2 separate regions of the Mus musculus genome follow, and region 2 is linked to region 1. The links are chromatin contacts, found by Hi-C in ENCODE. All regions are on one chromosome and are shown on one strand. The core of a region is the stretch at or near the end of the contact, and the rest is flanking DNA. Distances in the headings are between cores, read along the strand shown.

Region 1 (4,868 bases), core at 1,083-3,582:
TTCTCCCAGAACCCACTCGTCTTAGAAACTGGCCTGACAGCACTCCTCACTCTGGCCAACCATTCTGCAAATGTCACCTTTGTCCCCAGAGAGGCAGGAGTGACCGGAGAGTGGTTAGACTGAACAGAGAATTCTCTACAGATGAAAACACAAGTCAAAGACAAGTTCCCTGGGAAGGCTCCTGCAGGGACAACCCCATGGGAAGGCCCTGCTTTCTTTTTATTTAGACCAAAGGTGGCTTTGAGGCAGTAAATAAACAGGGCTCCCAGGAATCAGAGGGTGCCACAACCAAACCCCCGTCATTCTTTAAAGCATGGACTGGAAATAGTGCAGTTAGCTCAGAACTGTCACCTGTAAGAACAGAGGGACAGCTGAAACTCACAGAGCCCCCAGGAGGTTTTAAGTCCTGAGGGAAGAAATGCTTTCTGTGGAGAACTAGGGTAGACTGTGGTGACAGCAGTTAGATACCTAAATCCAGGGGGGCTGAGTTGACATCCTGTTCTCAAGTACACCAGACACTGTCCTCATTCTGTCCCTAGTCTCTTTTCTCTCCTTCTTGGGAATCACCTCAAGTCAAAGTCACCCTAGCCCAGGGTCTGTTTCTCAAGGAGCCACCAGCCCAAAACAGCCTTCAGCAGTTAGCACAATGCCTCCTCTGTGGTTTGCAGTAATTGTATTGTTGGGGAGGGGGAGGGCAGCAATTGGAATGTAAAAAAAAATATTAATTATTAATTAAAGAAAGAATTGACACATAATTAAGAATTGACGCATGTGAGGAATGGAGTTTTACATGATATCAATCTCTTCATCCAACATAAAGATGTTACGGGAAAGCAATGAGAGCGCAGTTGGTTTTTACCTTTTTTACGGATGCACCCACAAGCATCAAAATGGGGTGGGGGGTGTGTCTGTCACCGTTCGCTTTTAAAAAGCAAATCTCAATTATCTTATAAGGTATAATTTCATCAAGAAAATCAAGTGGCGGATTAAACCTCTGTCACTTGTTGATCCTTTTGAATTAAGTATGAGACTTCAAAAATTCCCTTCCAAGTTCAGGAGAAGCCCAGCAGGCTCGTTTTCAGATAAAGGCTAGTGGCGGCATAGGATAGTGGCAAGTGAATGGTTAACACTGAGATTTATGAATGGAAGGCCTCATGAGGACTCCTGCCTGAAAACAAGCTGGTCTTGTGTTTGGTCTGGAAGACATAAAAGTACTGGGTCACATATGTCCTGGGAGATGATCGCAAACGTCATCTTTGGCCGGTTCTGGGGCCACCAGAGAGCCTTAAACCAGAGGAGTGGGAGAGTCACTTATTTCTTTGGTCTTTAAAGCACCACTAAGCAGCCAAAGACAGTGTAAAGGTCCCCCAGGGAAAGCAATGTAAGAGCTCTTGTTGAGCACTAACCTACTTGCATGTATCACAACACAAATTGGGATCTTAGTTTAACCAGCATGGCCCGCAGTTAGCTTGGTAAATAACCTACAGGTGCCCTAATGGCTGTACTCTGAGCAAGATGAAGAACGGCTTTTAAAAATAAAATAAAATAAAATAAAATAAAATAAAATGAAATAAAATCTTGAATTTGAGTTTTAATTTAATCATTAATAGCGTTTGTGTTCACTTAATAAAATAGTCGTCTCAGACCCCAAACGGCAAATTAAAATGTTTCAAGACACTCTCCATTTGCACCAGCTGCAGAAATCCTCGGTTCTGCCCAATCCATGGTTCCATGCAACTGCTGTCTTCCTAGCTCCGGGCCGCACTGGCGGCGACACCACGCAGTGGAGCGGCAGAAGCGCATCCTGCTTCTCAGGCGCGGGGCTCGGGCACAGAGGCTTGTGTGTCCCTTGAAAGCAGCAGATCAAGCGGCCCTGGGCGCTGGCGGCTCTGGCTTCTTCCTGGTCGGCGCTCGCAAGCCAGCCGCCACCGCCACCGCCCGGGACACTACCGCCCCGTGCCTGGCGCGCTCCAACTACTCGCCGTCCGTGACCCGGGACAAACTTCTGGCTGGGGCGCGGTCCCTGTCCCCGAGGCCAGCGTGGGAAACCCGAGGCGCTGCGGAGGCGAGCTAGGGTCGAGGGTGGCGCCCCGGGAGGTTGCTCCTGCCCGCCGGGTCCCGCCCGCATCTTGCTGGTGGCCGCCCCACAGAGCCCGCAGGCGCCGCGCAGGCCGAGCTGGCCCGGGGCCGGGGACACGGGCGCTCGCGCCCTCTAGCGGGCCGCGGCGGCTCCGGCCCGGCCGTGACGTGGGCTCCTTCCAGCCGGCCTGCGGGGCATCGCCAGTCAGTCGCGGAGCAGGAGCCCCGCGCGCAGCCTGCGCGGGCTCGGCCATCGGCGCGCCACTGCCGGAGGTGGCTGGGGCTGTGGGAGAGGCGGCGGGCTACAAGCGCGCGATCACAGCCACGGCCACGGCCACGGCGCCGCGGGCGGCTCGGTCCCGATTAGGGGTAGCGCTTAGGCGGGCTCATCACCGGATCCCAGCGAGGATTTGGGCTCCGCGGGCGCGCCCTCCGCTCTCTCTCCCCGTGGCGCCAGACTCTAAGCGGGGGCCAGCGGGAGGGCAGGAGGATCCAGGACGCCGTCCCCACGCCCGGGAGCCGCGGGACTTCGGACTTGTGCAACTGTTGTCACTTTGGGGTCTGGTGTTTCGCTGCTGTCGCGTCTACCCTGGCAGCCTGCAGCTTAGGCTCGGGTCTCCCTTGGCTTCCCGAGGCTACCGGCCGCCGCCGCCCCGAGGCGGCCCGGCGCGTACTCAGCACCATGAGGACACTTGGGACTTGCCTGGTGACTTTAGCTGGACTTTTGCTAACTGCGGCCGGAGAAACATTTTCAGGTAAGCGAGACACCACTACCGTTCCCGGGGCGCCTGGGACGTAGGCGACACCCGGGTGGGAGAAGTCCGAGGCGAGCTTCAGGGCCGGGCAGGGGCAGGGAAGACCCGGCATCGCGTAGCGGGTGAGCCGGGCTGGCGGATGGCCGGAGGAAAACAGCTGTGGAGCCACGGAGCCCGTACAGTACACGCAGGAGCCCGCAGGACAAGCACGGGCGCAGAAACAGGGACCTCCATCTCGGCCCCTGTACCCTCAGGGCCTGGACTTGTGCATGGGGGCTCAGTGTTCTTGGGCGGCCTGGGCAGGAAGGGCAGAAAACTTTGCCTAAAGTTCCCAGCTGTAGCCGCCGGGAGTAGGCGCTGAGCGGGCCTCTCGACCCTGGAGGCAGCCGCGGTGGACTGCCAGTGCTCAGCTGAGCTTGCGGCGAGCGTCAAACCTAGAGGTGTAGCTGGCGACCACCCCAAACTTGACATCCCTGCCGCCCCCTGCCCGGCGCGGTGGGCGACCTCAGCGGGTCCCCTCTGTGGCGCGGCTTCGCTGTGCCAGCGTTCCCTTTCTGCACCGCGGGAGGTTTCTGAGATCCTAGAGGAATCTGCTGCTCCCCAAGCCCTCGCCACTGTGGCTGAGCGCCCAGATTCCATCCTCGGCCTCCCTAAAGGTGTGCAGCCCGGGTCCGGACAACTTGCTAACCCAGCTCAGCTGCGCGGGGGTCCTAGCTGAAAGGAGGGGGCACGTACTGGCTGTGTGCATCAAGCCAACCGGAGGCTGTGCTCACCCAGGCTTCGCGAGCCTTGAGGAGCTCTTGGTGTAGACAGAGGGATCTGGACCAGAGTCAGGGGTCAGGAGCAAAACCGAAGGTGGGTGGCACAGAGTAGCAGGGCTTCTGGTATCTTCTGTCCCAGGAGGACGCACGTGGATGCTTGGCAAACGCTGACAACACGCGCACACTGCCTCGTGTTTATTAGTTTCACGAATGTCCACACACAATGGTGGCAGTGGAGTGTTACCTTTCTCTTTTAATAAAAAGGGCCGCATTTAACCTTGAACAAGAATTGCAAAATGGGGTTTTATGTGTTTTCGGGAAGGCTGAATAAATTTGTTTTAAAAAAGAATATTGGTGAAAGGAACTTTCATGAAAGTAAGGAGTACCATTTACAGACATTAAAGCCACATAGACCTCTGGCCAGTGGAAGCATCAGGTTTGCCTTTCTGGGCATCCTGGGATGCTAGTCCTTTGTATTCATAGGCACGGAATAGGCACATAGGTTACATCAGGCTTGGTGCTGAGCAGCAAGACCCTTGCGCATAGTTGGTGGTAGAGAGGGAGAGGAGCTGCTACTCAGCTGTGCAATGTGTTGAACGAAACCCAAACTGACAACTTCGGTAGAGAAACGCGCTTCCTCTAGCTTACTTACTTTCTCCCTAACAGTGTGGCCATCTCACTGCAGATGAGGTGTTGATGCAGGCACTCACAGCTGTCTGATAAAAAGTGGATACAGATTTTGGCTGTATTCTTATTAGTAAATAATAAAGTAAACGTGTGTCACTTTGGAAGCCCCGTAACTCGGTATTAAAAGCCAAGTTTGAAGGCCTAGGTGATGTTTTCTCTCTGTTAGCATGCCTAAGTCTCTTAGATGGGGTTTGTTTAAATTTAAGCTGTGTCAAGTGTCATTGTGGCAGAGTCTTAAATCGTGTCTAAGGAGGTGGGCAAAAGTATTTGTATGGTTCAGTGGTATTCTTCTTAAAGATCCTTAAAGGATCCTTTTAACTAGCAAAACAAACTTTAGCTAACATTTACCCTTATTTTCCTCTTGCTGCGGGGGGTGGGGGGGTGGGGTGGGGGAAAGTCATTTCTATTTGTGTTTTGGTATGGATGGAAACACCTTTCCTTTTCTATTTGGAAATCTAGAATTATCCTTGTATGTTAGCGGGGAGAAGGGAAATGAAAGGCTGTGTAAAAACGATTGTTGGGAGATGTTGAAAATGTAAAACTTTGAAGTTGCCAAGGTTCCTGTTTGCAAAACTCAGACTTGTTG
Region 2 (4,868 bases), core at 1,335-3,834, 210 kb before region 1:
GCTAATGTCAGTCTCAATGGCTGACACAAAGGGAAAGAGGGAAGACCCCTGACCCACATTCCTGAAAACCTTTATGAACCAGAGCATGCTCTCTGGCCACATACAGGGACATCTGCATGAAAAGTAACCGTGTAGATGTCAAATGAATGGGCCCCTCCACAAGTGTTACCACTGTAAAATAAGAAGTGACAACGGTGCTTCCTAGCATCATGGGCATTTTAAACAAGGGCCAAAGTGTTCCAAGAGAGTTAGGGGGCAGATCGAGATGGTTAGAATTGCAGACACAAGCTCCCTTTCATGAGATACGTGAAACAAAATGATCAGCAAAAGACAAGGGCCAAAGGCAAAGACCTGGTCAGCTGCAGTCCCAGCCACAGAGAGAAGCATAATGTGTTCAAGCTGAGATGGTGGTAGCACCCCTAGGAGCTTATGGAAAGTAGATATGAAAAAGTAAACCAAATAAAAATGCATACTAATCTTACAACACACATGCACGCTTATGTGGAGGGAATCTCTTGTGCAGTGTGTGGAAGCAGTCTCATGACAATCAAAAGGCTAGGCTAATTAATCCTGAGGCAGGATTAGAAGGTGAGACACCGAAGAAAGTGAGAAGGGGGGGGGGAAGAGGGAGAGGAAGGAGGGGGAGGGAGAGAGATAAAGGGGTGAGGGAGATGGGGGACAGAGAGGGGGAAGGAGGGAGAGGGAGAGGAATTCTGGGGGAAATAGTCAGGAGATTCACCCCAGGACATGAAAGAGGACAGAGCATGGAAATTGAGCAGAGGTAACCAGCCACGTGGCAGAGCTTAGATTAGAATAAACGAGATACCAAGTTATGATCTAGTTGGAGAATGAGCCCAAACCTATGGCCAAGGTGTTCTTAAATATAATAAAGCCTCAGAATTGTTATTTCTGGGAACAGGAGCACAGCTTACAGTAAACACCCTACTTCATACCTATATACACAGGCATATATGTAGACAGATACATATGAGTGTGTTTGGCTATACATGCCCATTCACATGAATGCATAGCACTCAAACATAGGCACACACTCACATGGCACTCATATTTGCACTACCCAAACATGCATATGCATGTACACACACACACACACACACACACACACACACACACACACACACACGCGCGCGCGCGCACACACACATTTTTAAAATATCCTGTCACTTGGATGCTTCCTGTCAGAAGTCAATTCCTGGCTCTTCCTCTTGTCATTTCCTGTCTGGATTTACAGCTGGCACTGCCACAGTCCAACTCTGTAAATAACACTGTCCTGCGAAATGACACCGGCTCAAAAGTCACTTCTTCGCCTGCTTCAGGATGCGTACTTGGAGGGAGGGGACCGATGAGAGATTTGGGTTCTTCCAACATCCCCCTGCTGATTTATGTATGAAGAAGAACAGAGCCTGTCAAGGCAAACACCACCTTGTTAAATGCAAAATGCGATCAGGCTCTGGGCAGCCACAGCTGCCAATACATATATTTCAGGAACTCAATTTATTTTTAAATGGAATTTTAACTCTGGCTAAAGGAGTCACAATGAATCCCTTATTTATATGAAAACGGTCTTGAGTGGAGAACAACATACAGGCTGGAAGTCTGGAGGTGCAGGAAGCTAACAAACTCTAGGAGAAAATACTTTCTTCCTAATTTATTTGTATCCTGGGTGGGGTGAGGGGACTGAGAGGTCAGATTCCATGGAGCTTCGGGTCCAGCTCCAGGCCCCTCCTGTGAGCAGGCTGTAGCTTTTGTCTCCAGCGGAATGGGAGTGGTACCCTCTTCCAGAGTCACCTCTAGGAAAGAGGGTTATAGTCTTTTGGTTTTTTAGTGTGTGTGTGTGTTTAGTGTTATGTACATGTGACTATATGTTTGTGTATATGTAGTATGTGTGGATACCTGTAGGTGAATATGAACATATCTGTTCCTGTGCATAGCGGCCAGAGGCAGACATCTGATATCTTCTCCCTCTCTTTTATTTTCTGATCCAAATTCTTCTTTAGAATACTAGAATACACACCAACCTACAGGGATCTGCCTGTTTGTCTCTGATGCCCCGGTCCTAGAGTTATAGACTTAACGACCAGCTCAGCTTTTTCATGGGAGCTGGCATCCAAAATTAGGTCCCCATGCTTGCAGTAACTCCTCACTAACTCAGCTACCTCCACTGCCCTGGGAGACCTCACTCTCTGGCCAGGTTCTTCACGTATCAGGTAGAGAGGTCAAGGCTACCAGGATAGGGACAGAGCCGTGGCTTGAGAGATAACATTGGTAGCCACCTCCCCTGTCGCATGGGTGGAACCTGGGATGAACTTCAGCTGAGGCATGTTGGTGACTCTGGCAAACTTGAATCAGCTCAGTTAGCTGGTGTGGGTTTTGCTTTGGCACACGTGCATCTATTCTAAGGGCGCAGTTGAACAGAAACAAAGAGCAAGCCAGAAAGCCCCACTGCCAGCTGAACTCACCTAAACCAGTAGCAGTTCTTATGACCCAAGGTCCCAGCATCAGGGCAAGGACCCTTTCTGGAAAGAACCACCTGCATCCTCTGTGCCCTGAGCCCCTGGCTCCCTTCCAGAACAATAGCCCGGGATAGCAGGACACACTGAAGGGACTTAAGGTCACCCAGCAGCACATCCCGCCCCCTAAGTCTCACCCACAGCATCCTGTGAGCCTCTGTGGTGACCTTCAGAGGCGATCACAGCTGTGTTTGTGTCTGGCACAGGCCTGTCCCCAACCTAGGAGGGAGAAAACTGTCCAATTCAAGTACTCCTATCTTCTTTTCTTGAATCCTTTGGAACAACACAGGGAAGGAAGGAATTTTCTTAATATTATTAAGGTACGAGATAATCCACACGGGTTAATGAGAATTCATAGGTTTGCTTTGGTTCTAATTAGAATCCGAAAGCAAAATTTTTCACTGTGAAATTTGTACCATTTAATCATCTACATTGTGGTGCTTTTAATATAAATATCAATATCGGATGGATTGCATGCTTTTAGTTTGATGAACACCAATACATGCTTTTGTGGAGGATTATAAAGAAATCCATTAAGCACCACAGATTTGCCCTGTAGCCGTGGGCTATGGCTCACATGGACTTTGGGGAGATGTACACAAGGCCATGGGAAGAAGAATAAACTCACAGCATCCATCGGTTATGAACACACTCATGCCCAGTCAGTGCCCTGTTTCTGTTTGTCTTTCTGGAAGCACAGATGTGAAAAAGCACAACTTTCAGAAAGCATGCAGCTATCAACGATCAGAAATGTAAATTTTTTCCTTCCTTTTTATACCACACATACCTATATTTATAATAAATCATGAGACAATTAACTTGCTTTTTTCTTTTTGGGTCCAAGACATACTCCTGCTTGGAATTCTTGGAGATACATTAAAATATTACAATTAAAAGGCTTTTCTCTAGTAAACTTATTGCCCGTGTTCTCTCAAGAAAAGTTTGTAGTTTCTGCTTTTTTAACCTGTTTGGGCCCTGCACTCTTATTTTTGTTGTTTAAAACCAGACATGTAGGAGCTGAGAATATAGGTCCATAGACAGCATGCTTGCTTAGCCTACACAAGGCTGTGTTTGATCCCTGACAACACATTAACTGGTTGTGTATGGAGTTCTTGCCTATAGTTCTAGCACTTAGGAGATGGCAACCAAACAATCACAAGTTCAAGGCCCTCTTTACCTTCCTTAAGGAGTTTGGGATTAGTCTGGGTCAGACACCCTTTTCAAAATAATTATAATAAAACAACTACTTGGTTATTTAGAAATTTACAATAATATGCCATGCCTCCATCTTACATTCCTCCAAAGCTACTCAAATTTTGTTGTAGATGTTATTGCTTTTTTGCTTAGTAACTTTCTGCATTACTGTTGCATGTCAACTAAATTATCTGTTTGATTATGTCAGTGTCTGATGTTTCTGAATGACTCGAACCAATACTTTCCCTTGGCCCATGCGGCCAGGCCCTGTGGACAGACAAGCATCATCTTGAAGGTTCATGTTCATGGGTCACTTAGCTCTTAGTTCCTGCTTGAGTAGAATCCCAAGCAGAATTCCAGTGTTGGCTAGCAGTTGGAGTTCAGGGCCTTCTACCTCTCCTGAGCAGAAATATAACCTTGAACATGCACGTTGACCCTCAATTTTCCAGGACTATGTTGGATCTTTTCAGAATCCACTACAGATTTCTGGCTCTTCCAGTGTTTCCCTTGAGCAAATTTGTCGGCTCTCATTAGCTCTAATTGCTGATATTGCTGTAAGAAGTGGCAATGTTTAAAAATGGCTACTAATTGTTGCGAACAAGCTGTCCCTGACATGTTGTGTTCAAACATGGGAGTCCTGAGTCTGGCGTGTTCGGCTGGAGGCTGGAACCCTTGCTTGTTCCTCACAAGCGGCAGACAGCCCTCTTCCCCAAGCCCCACCTGCATTGAGAAAACTTTGAGCCAAGGACTTGTGCCAAAAGCCCCATCTTGTATTTTTGGCAGCTGACAAAACCTGCCTTTCTGACATGTCTGGCCCACCCACGTGCCAGCCCAGGGCCTGAGCGTTTGACATAATTGGACACAATTCCTGCTCCTGGTTGAGGTCACCACTCCTCATCTGAAGTCTGTAAAATGTCCTCGCCTTAGCCTGGACACTCGATTTCCTCAGCTCGGTTCTTTGATGAACCCACTCTGGAGCAGCGCTTAATAAACCTGTGTTTGTCTGCTTTTAATCCAGTTTGATCTGACCTATATTTGTGTCACTGAGAGAAAAAGAGAAAATAACTAACAGGGAGAAATAATGACAAATCTGAGAAATGCAATTTTTTTAGGGTGATATTTCTCAAGAGATTGAACTAGGCG

Evidence for each region. A loop is a pair of places that touch in the nucleus more often than their neighbours do.
Region 2: a map of heart shows a loop between it and region 1 (2.7-fold over the local background). The contact joins the enhancer-like site here to the promoter of Ptprm in region 1. A Hi-C loop is called at or near these places in 3 of 37 maps with a recorded cell type or tissue (Patski and heart).

What each region holds. Positions count from the first base shown.
Region 1 is chr17:67,351,923-67,356,790 of GRCm38, reverse strand. It overlaps Ptprm (protein tyrosine phosphatase, receptor type, M), which reads left to right and starts at 2,332. Exons shown (of 31, transcript NM_008984.2): 1 at 2,332-2,834. The coding sequence starts at 2,762.
Region 2 is chr17:67,562,803-67,567,670 of GRCm38, reverse strand. The region is part of intron 2 of Gm36201 (predicted gene, 36201); the gene reads left to right. Among named protein-coding and RNA genes, the nearest start is that of Gm36201, 64 kb to the left of the region's middle. Within about 2 kb of position 2,584, at least 1 of the 3 ENCODE cell types and tissues checked has a DNase peak (open chromatin) inside an H3K27ac peak, as active enhancers do.